Regions from separate parts of the Homo sapiens genome. Here region 2 is linked to region 1. A link is a loop called in an ENCODE intact Hi-C map of the cell type or tissue named here. Cell type or tissue: endothelial cell of umbilical vein. All regions are shown on one strand.

Region 1 (5,000 bases):
TAAAAGATAAGTAACTGAGTGAGGGCTACTCATCTTACTCAGTCCCACTCCTGCCTCACCAGATACTTTTTGCTATTTCTACCCTTTACTCTCAAAGTTCACCACCAAATATTAAAACTTCTTTTTAAAGCATATTTGCAGGCAGATTTTAATTATTCATAGAATCGCATTTGTAACTTTGTAGCTCCCCAAAGAGAAATGTTATATCTTGGTAAGTAAAGTTTTAAATGGAAATTATTCACTATGCCACTCTTGTAAGAACTGTTATACTCACGCTACTATTTACAATAGAACTACACACTGTAGCACCCAAGATGTGGAATTCTGGTTGTAAAATTCTAATTGCTGTAATATTTTGCCTAATTATCAACCTTATAACAGGATTGATAGTTGCAGGAAAGATTTAGTCAAAATTGTGTCGCTTATAGCAGGAGTAATAGTTGTGGATAAGAAGCAAGGATGAAAGTTTTACTATCATTACGTTTAATAGGACTTTTTCTGAAGGTTGGTAATATAATGTGCTCTAAGCTATAAAGAGAAGATTATAAAGGAAGATTTTATGTAAGAAAAGATTTTCATTGGTAAATACTTGTCCTAAAAGGAAATGACTGGTTGTTTAAAGGATGAATGCTTAGGGCAAGTCAGAAAGTTTAAGTATGTTGTAAGAGGGTCTGTGAAAGTCATGAAATTATTAAAGGAAAGGAATTGTCAAGATTAACATTAAAGTTATTTTAGCCACCCACTAATGTATTTCTCCCAAGCATATTGCAAGTTAGGAAAATGGCCTAAGCTTAAAGTTATTCTCTAATGGCAAGTCAAAGGGGAAATGTATGGTTTTCTCAAGGAAAATGTTTCTTTTATATTAATGTTTCTGGTAATGTACAGCGAGATACTGGTATTGCAATCCATGGTGTAACTAATAGGTATGAAACTCAGGGTCTATAGGACCCCCACTCACGGTGGTAATCTTAATACTCACATTCTAACCCTATATTTTAAATTTTCTTATAAAATTTATCTCTTTTCACCTGGAAGCAATCAAACTCCAAACGGTGCTGCGAGCAAAGCCACACGTGTTTGAAATGCTTGTAAAGAAATAGCACTTGAGCATCAGTTTATTTAGTAAGGCCATTTTTACTTCTTGCAGAAAGGGTACACTCGCCAGCAGTTTTGCCAGGAGAGTACACTGAACAAAGGAGACAGGGTCATTTATAACCTGACGCGTCCACCCTACTGCTGTGTCCAGTTTCCAATAGCTGGAATGGGACCTCACATTCTGTATTTGTCCCGATTGGCTAGCAACTTAGAACTTTTTAAAAGAGGCAAAGGTAGAGGAGAACAAAAGAAGGAGGAAGTAACTTGTGGAATGCTGGGAAAGGTAAAAACACTTTTAAATAAGGAAGAGGAACAGACTATGATCTAATGCTTGCTTGGACCAGTATAAGCATGCCAGGGCAAATATTTAGGCTAAATTGTGGGAGCTAAGAACATAAATTACATTGATTTCTTTATTATGGCTAGCAGATATTTAAGAATGTTAGCACAGGTCTTTGAATAAATTTTGCTTTTAAGAGAAGTTACTATTTATTTCTTATTAGACGGGGCGGAAAGTCTTTGAAGAGGAACCTCTACTTTACTTTTTACACATGGTCACGCCATTCTTCCAAGAACCCTTAGATAAACCTCAGGAGAAGGCACAACTGCTGTTCCCCACACAATACCCCTTTTCAGCAGGAAGTAGCCAGAAAGAATCGCCATCCAACACCCCCTGACAGCAGTTAGGTTTGCTTCTCTTGAGCGGGGGAATGATACAGGAGTTACTAAGAAATAATTTTTAGGCAGATAGAAAGGGTAAAAGGAATTCTCGGTAAGGCTTTTTCTTTTAATAAAAGCAACCCCAGACCTTTTCTTTTCTTTTTGAGACAGTCTCACTCTGTCGCCCAGGCTGGAGTGCAATGGTGCAATCTGGGCTCACTGTAACCTCTGCCTCCCTGGTTCAAGTGATTCTCCTGTCTCAGCCTCCCATGTAGCTAGGATTATAGGTGCCCGCCACCAAGCCTGGCTAATTTTTTTTTTTGTATTTTTAGTAGAGATGGGGTTTCACCATGTTAGCCAGGCTGATCTCAAACTCCTGACCTCAAGTGATCCGCCTACCTCAGCCTCCCAAAGTGCTAGGATTACAGGCATCAGCCACCGCACCTGGCCAAATCATTTCTTTTCTAACAGAAAGGCAAATTAAAGGGCCAGGCTGGCAAGCTTTGATATGCAAACGCAGGCCATTAGAAGCTGAGTCCACCCAATATGGTGATTCGTGCCTTCTTCTTGTCACCAGGTATGCCAAGTGTCATGGCCACCTCCAGGTAACTGCATGTGTTCAGGACATCAGAGCGGCCCACATTTGCACATTAAAAGGATAAGGTGGGAGGGCCGGGTTTTTCACGGGCTTCGTGAATGACACACCTGGTCAAACCAATCCCCTGGGCCCTCTGTGGGCGGCAAGCCACCCAGGTGACGAGGCAAGAGACTAAAAGCACAAGCTATTCCAGTATAATAAAGAAAATACTTAAAATAAGAATAGTTATATTAGGCATAGAATATAGATATGATTATATATGAATATTACTAATCATTAGTTTATAGCATTACTCTTTATTCTAATATTATAATAATCTTTGTTCTACAATTATAACCTAGGAAAAACCAGGACATACAGAGATAGGAGCTGAAGGGACATGGTGAGAAGTGACCAGAAGACTAGTGTGAGCCCTCTGTCACACCCGGACAGGGCCACTAGAGGGCTCCTTGGTCTAGTGGTAACGCTAGTGCCTGGGAAGGCACCCGTTACTTAGCAGATCGGGAAAGGGAGTCTCCCTTTCCCCGGTGGAGTTAGAGAAGACTCTGCTCCACCACCTCTTGTGGAAGGCCTGACATCAGTCAGGCCCGCCCGCAGCCATCCGGAGACCTAAACGTCTCGCTGTGATGCTGTGCTTCAGAGGTCACGCTCCTGTTTCACTTTCATGTTCTGCTCTGTACACCTGGCTCCGCCTTCTAGATAGCAATAGCAGAATTAGTGAAAGTATTAAAGTCTTTGATCTTTCTGAGAAGAGCATAGAAGAAATAATGACGTAAGCTGTCCTCTCTCCAGCTCGGCTACCTAAAAGGGAAAGGCCCCCTGTCCGGTGGACACGTGACTCACATGACCTTATTAATCACTGGAGATGACTCACACTCCTTACCCTGCCCCTTTGCCTTGTACACAATAAATAACAGCGCGACCAGGCATTCGGGGCCACTGCCAGTCTCCACATCTAGGTGGTAGTGGTCCCCCGGGCCCAGCTGTCTTTTCTTCTATCTCTTTGTCTTGTGTCTTTATTTCTACGACCTCTCATCTCCGCACACCAGGAGAAAAACCCACAGACCCAGTAGGGCTGGACCCTACAGCTCTATGCAAATCAGATACTGCCTCCTCCAGCCTCCCATATAACCGACCACTTTTCTGCCCTCCCTCTGTCTCTGTACAGGGGAGCTGTTCTCTTCTTTCTTTCTTCTTTCTTCTTTCTTGCCTATTAAATTATCCGCTCCTTAAACCACTCCGCATGTGTCCATGTCATTTTATCTAAATCAGCATGAGACCAAGGACCTGATGTTCCTCCAGTCATTGGAGCCATATCAGGGCCATTTACTTTGATAGAGAGACAAAGCTGGTTTAGTGATGGATAGGGGGCTTAGTCATTAAGGAACTCATTTTTGGACATGGTGAATTTGGGTATTAATAGCTTATAAAATGTAATGCTATCAGATCCATAACACTTTCCAGGAACTGTGGCTTTTTCACTGGGGTTTTAAGCTCCTCTGGGAAAACGAGGGGCAATGTTGGGCAGGAAGAACTCCCACCCTCCAGGAAGCCTGAGTGGACCATCCCTTCCCCAAAAGCAGGCTTCCTATCAAAGCTGCGTTGTCCTTTTCATCCTTTCTCCCTGCATGCCTCCATCCAAAAATAGAAGTGTGTTACCCTGCGGGTTCACTGAGCCTCCACATAACCACACATGTCAAAATCATGGAACACTGAGGAGGCCTTCTCAAAATATTTTGGAATTATCTACATTCAGTTTTAGTTTTTAAAACTTTAAAAAAATGCAATTGTACTTTAACTCACCTTACATCCTGATAGCATTATAAATTTGAGGATAATTTTAGAAAATGGAGATTATTTGTAATTCCCATGATATACTTTCTGGGAAATATAAGTAGTAAATTTGCATTTAATGATTAATTCCACTACTCCCTTAAAAACATAATATCTATGAGCAGTTCAGCAGTGAGGGACATTTAAAATAGAAAAAAAATCCTCCGTTAATATTTTTATGTTCCACAGTAGTAAAAAGGTGAAAGTTATTTGTTGGTCTCAATAAACGATGCTTGATCTTTTAAAAATCATTACTAAGTGTTTGATCTTAATATATTCCAAAAAGCTTCTCCTATAACTGTGCCTGGTTTCTGAAACAGATTCCAAGGAGACTATCACCACCAAAAGACTGCTCAACAACCACCCAATCTACGTTGTCACCCTTCTTTGATTGGATATTTCAATCAGTAAAAAGTATAGAGCACATTATTCATATATGTGTGTGTATATATGTATGTACATGTATACATACATATACATATACGTACACATACACATACATGTGTATGTATATGTATGCATACATATACATACATATACATATACAGACATATATACACATACATATATTCACACACACAGACATATACATATTTTTTTTGGATGGGGCAGGGGGCCTTTACTTGGGTGATAAGGTGGTCTGTGAAGGGCTTTAAGGGAAGGTCTCATCTGATCACATTGGCTTTCTGGTTGTGTCTTGAAGAATGGGTCAGAGAATCAGGAGGCTGTGGCTGCTGCAGGGGAGGGGTGAGGGGGGCCCAGGGCTAACAGTTGTGGGGTCCAGTAAAGGGTGCAAGTAGAGGCCGGCAGGTCA
Region 2 (5,000 bases), 270 kb after region 1:
CTGCTTTTAAGCTTACCTGCAGTCTCAAAGTTTGAACTGATAAACAGAGCTTCTAAATCTTTTACATATACTTAGGTTAGTGTTAGAGTTGCGTAACACTTAGAGGACATCTTTGCTTAAAAGGTGGTATATGAGCATAATTATAGAGTAGATGTGTCCCCAGGAGAACTTCTAGCTCAGTTTCCTGCTTCTGGATAAGACTATTGGGGTATGAAGTTAAGAGTTCCATAGTTCATCAGGGCGTGGTTGCTCACACCTGTAATCCCAGCACTTCTGGAGGCCAAGGTGGGTGGATCACTTGAGGGTCAGAGTTCAAGACCAGCCTGGCCAATATGGCAAAACTCTGACTCTACTAAAAATAGAAAAATTAGCCAGATGTGGTGGTGCACGCCTCTAATCCCAGCTACTCAGGAGGCTGAGCCGTAAGAATCCTTTGAACCCAGGAGCTGGAAGTTGCAGTGAGCTGAGATTGTGCCACTGTGCCACTGTACTGCAGCCTGGGTGACAAAGTAAGACTCTGTCTCAAAAAAAAAAAAAAAAAAAAAAAACCAAAAAAGAAAAAGAGTTCCCCAATTCATTGAGTTCTTAGCCCTGGAGCTCAAGCGATTTTTATTTAGAAATTCTAAAAAATATCTCCCAAACTAATTTTACTCAATGTTTTCCACATATTAACTAAGGCTAAAAGCCTTTAGCATCTATAAATCATGCTTGAATTCAAGAGGATCATTTCGTTTTTCTATTCTGAAAAGTAAAAATCTAAAATGTTACTCTTTACAGTTACAAAATAAACATTTGTGGGCTTGCTACTATATGACCATGCATGCTTGTCTTGAGAAAGAAATATAGAATCTCTGTTTTTCAAAACTAGGAGTACTTCCATACAACAGAATAAAAAGTATCATTGAAACATCAGTGCAGTGAAAGCTTTCAAATCCTGCTCACATAGACTGCATGTTTTCTTGCCTCATTTTAGCTCTGATTTAGCTGAAGATGTACTAAATTGTGGTGTCCGGACAGACGGCTAAAAAGTGACTGTGCTGTAGAATTGTCACCACCAACATGAGAACTCATTACCATGATTTATATTTTGTTATTTCACTACTGTTTGAACTTTTAAAATATTTTACCATCTTGTTCACGTGGGAGTTACTGTCAAAATATGACACTTACTTGAGGTTCACTGTGAGGTCAAAAACAGTCAAAGAGTAGTTCTTTACTATTTCCAAGGAAAGAGAAAATCCAGATGCCTTCTTAGGTAGGAGAACATTGTACTTAAGGGTGGCCTAGAAAGGATAGCAAATTATAAGAAAACCCATCCTGTATTAAGAATTATACAGTCTGACTATAGTCAGTAGTAATGTGATTTTACATTTTAAAATAACTAAGAGTATACTTCGATCATTTGTAACACAATGGATAAATGCTTGAGGTGATGCATACCCCACTTGCCCTGATGTGATTCTTACACATTGCATGCCTGTATCATGCACCCGGTAAATATTTACACCTACTATGTACCCACAAAAATTAAAAATAAAACATTTTTAAAAAGAAAGAACCTATTGTTTATTTCTATTACTAATGCAGTTTACATCTTTATCATCAGGGAATCAGGTTAAATTCTTTAGTTTTCAGAATAACGTAATTTAATGAAGATAGAATACTTTCTAATAGCAATATTCCTCAAACTTCTCTTAGACAGCTGAGTAGCTTTTCATAAAGTAACTTGCAATTTTGGCTATTGATCATGTAAATACACAAAACGGTCAAATAACACTTCACGTAGAACTGAACAGACAGTCTGACTCTTTTACTGGCAAACACTCATCACCCTCTTAGGCAGATTTCTGTAACCTGGATAAATGTACAACCGCGTCCTTCCACATCTACTGTGTATTGTCCAGGTGCCTGTGTTACTTCTGAACGTTGGACCAGTAGGCGGTTATGACCGTTAAACTGGATCTCACTGGATCCTTCACTGCTAAAGGTGACAGTGTTTTGATTCTTAGAGAAGAGCCCCTCTTCCCCGCCTGGCTCTTAGGATCCCCATTGCAGGGCGGGGAGGCACCCACCGCGAGGGGGAGACTGAGAGCCAGTCCCTCCCACCCCCGGCTCTTAGGACTCGCATCGCAAGCGGGGGAGGCACGCCACGCGAGGCGGGGACTGAGAGCCAGCCCCCCTTCCCCCCGGGCTTAGGACCCCCATCGCGGTTCCTAAGATCCTTAGGACCCACCTGGAGGACTGTGGGTATGGGGTGTCCAAGAAGAAAGCTCAGATCTGCCCACGGCAGGTACCTTACTTGGGATTTACAATCGACAGGGGTCCGAACGCAGCCCGGGAAAAGAAAGAAAGCAGGTCATTTACAATCTACCGGAGCCAGCCCGTCTTCCCCTCGCTTGCTCTTAGGTCCCCCATCGCAGTGGGGGGAGGCACCCCTCGTGAGGCGGGAACTGAGAGCCAGCCCCACCTCCCCCCTGGCTCCTGGGACCCCCATCGCAGTGGAGGGAGGCACTCCCCGCGAGGCGAGGACTGAGAACCAGCCCCTCTTCCCTCCCTGGTTCTTAGGACCCCCATCGCAGGGACGGAGGCACCCGCAGCGAGGCGGGGACTGAGAGCCTGCCCCTCTTACCCCCCTGGCTCTTAGGACCCCCATCGCAGGAGTCGGAGGCACCCCCCGCGAGGCGGGGACTGAGAGAGAGCTCCTCTTCCCCCCCAGGATCTTAGGACCCCCATCGCGGGGGGGGAGGCACTCCCGCCAGGCGAGGACTGAGAGCCAGCCCCTTTTCATCCCCTGGCTCTTAGGACCCCCATCGCAGGGGGGGAGGCACACACCGCAAGGCGGGAACTGAGAGCCAGCCCCACTTCCCCCCTGGCTCTTGTGACCCCCATCGCTGTGCGGGGAGGCAACCCCCGCGAAGCGGGGACTGAGAGCCTGCCTCTCTTCCCCCCCAGGCTCTTCGGACCCCCATCGCAGGCGGGGGAGGCACCCCCTGCGAGGCGGGGACTGAGAGCCAGCCGCTCACTCCCCCTGACTCTTAGGACCCCCATTGCAGGGGGGGGACGCACACCCGGAGAGGCGGGGACTGAGAGCCAGCCCCTCTTCCCCCCCAGGCTCTTGAGACCCCCATCGCAGGGGGGGGGCAACCCCCACGAGGCGGGGACTGAGAGCCAGCCCCTCTACCCCCCCATGGCTCTTAGGACCCCCAATGCAGGCGCGTGGCACCCCCCGCGAGGCGGGGACTGAGAGCCAGAACCTCTTCCCCCCCTGTGTCTTAGAACTTCCATCGCAGCGGGGGAGGCACTCCTCACGAGGCGGTGACTGAGAGCCAGACCCTCCCACCCCCGGCTCTTAGGACCCACATCGTAGTGGCGGGAGGCACCACCCGAGAGACGGGGACTGAGAGCCAGCCCCTCTTCCCCCCCTGGCCCTTGGGACCCCGATCGCAAGGGGGGGAGGCACCCCCCGAGAGGCGGGGATCGAGAGCCTGCCCCTATTCCCCCCCCTTGGCTCTTAGGACACCCATCTCATGGGTGGGAGGCACTTCCAGCGAGGCGGGCACTGAGAGCCCGCCCCTCTTCCCCCCCTGGCTCTTAGGATCCCCATCGCAAGGGGGGAAGACACCGCCCACGAGTCGGGGACTGAGAGCCAGCCCCTCTTCCCCCGCTGGCTTAGGACCCCCACCGCGGATTCTAAGATCCTTAGCACCCACCTGGAGGACTGGGGGTTTTAGGTGTCCAAGAAGAAAGCTCAGACCTGCCGACCGCAGGTACCTTACCTGGGATTTACTATCCGACAGGGGTCCGAACGCAGCTCGGGATCAGAAAAAAAGCAGGTCATTTGCAATCTACCAGAGCCAGCCCCTCTTCCCCCCCTTGCTCTTAGGACCTCCATCGCAGCGGGGCAGGCACACACCGCGAGGCGGGAACTGAGAGCCAGCCCCTCCCACCTCTGGCTCTTAGGACTCACATTGCAAGTGGGGGAGGCATCCTCCGCGAGGCGCGGACTGAGAGCCAGCCCCTCTTCCCCCCCTGGCTCTAGGGACCCCCATCGCAGGGGGTGGAGGCACCCCACGCGATTCGGGGACTGAGAGCCAGCCCCTCTCCTTCCCCCTGCTCTTCGGACCCCCATCGCAGGGCGGGGAGGCACCCACCGCGAGGCGGGGACTGAGAGCCAGCCCCTCTACCCCCCGTGGCTCTTAGGAGCCCCATCGCAGGGTGGGAGGCCACCCGGCGAGGCGAGGATTGAGAGCCAGCCCGTCTTCCCCCCTTGGCTCTTAGGAGCCCCATCGCGGGTGGGGAAGGCACCCCCCGCGAGGCAGGGACTGAGAGCCAGCCTCTCTTCCTCCCGTGGCTCTTAGGACCCCCATCGCAGTGGGGGGAGGCACCCCCCGCGAGGCGGGGACTGAGAGCAAGCCCATTTCCCCCCCCCCCGGCTCTTAGGACACCCAACGCAGAGGGGGGAGGCACCCCCTGCGAGGCAGGAACTGAGAGCCAGACCCACTTCTCCCCGGCTCTTGGGATCCCCATCGCGGGGAGGGGAGGCACCCCACACGAGGCGGGGACTGAGAGCCAGCCCCTCTTCCCCCCCTGGCTATTAGGACCCCCATCGCAGGGGGGAGAGGCACCCCCCGAGAGGCAGGGACGGAGAGCCTGCACCTCTTCCCCCACGGGCTCTTAGGACCCCCATCGCAGGCGCTTCGCACCCCACGCGAGGCGGGTACTGAGAGCCAGCTCCTCTTTCCCCCGTCTCTTAGGACTGCCATCGCAGAGGGGGAGGTAACCCCCGCCAGGCAGGGACTGACAGCCAGCCCCTCTTCACCTCTGGCTCTTAGGCCCCCATCGCAGAGTGGGGAGGCACCACATGCGAGGCGGGGACTGCGAGCCAGCCCCACTTCCCCCCTGGCTCTTGGGACCACCATCGCAGTGGGGGGAGGTACACCCCGCGAGGCGGGGACGGAGAGTCAGCCCCTCTTCCCCCACTGGCTCTTGGGAACCCCATC

Evidence for each region. A loop is a pair of places that touch in the nucleus more often than their neighbours do. Peaks named below come from ENCODE experiments on the same cell type or tissue, not always from the same donor. Only the 100,000 strongest peaks of a DNase experiment are listed, where the experiment ranks them.
Region 2: a loop joins it to region 1, with 16 times the contacts of the local background. A loop is called at or near these places in 3 of 110 quality-filtered maps.

The regions. Positions count from the first base shown.
Region 1 is chr12:30,848,478-30,853,477 of GRCh38, forward strand. No RefSeq gene overlaps it. Among named protein-coding and RNA genes, the nearest start is that of LINC00941, 55 kb to the left of the region's middle. RefSeq lists enhancers at 1-406, 2,855-3,204. In endothelial cell of umbilical vein, a CTCF peak has its summit at 2,796 (motif pointing right); a DNase peak (open chromatin) is centred at 2,834; H3K4me3 peaks cover 470 bases; H3K27ac peaks cover 377 bases.
Region 2 is chr12:31,115,187-31,120,186 of GRCh38, forward strand. LOC124902912 (a long non-coding RNA gene) reads left to right here and starts at 2,074. Exons shown (of 5, transcript XR_007063268.1): 1 at 2,074-2,355. It also overlaps the pseudogene OVOS2P. RefSeq lists enhancers at 2,078-2,608, 2,609-3,138. In endothelial cell of umbilical vein, a CTCF peak has its summit at 2,083; a DNase peak (open chromatin) is centred at 2,115; H3K4me3 peaks cover 544 bases; H3K27me3 peaks cover 1,245 bases.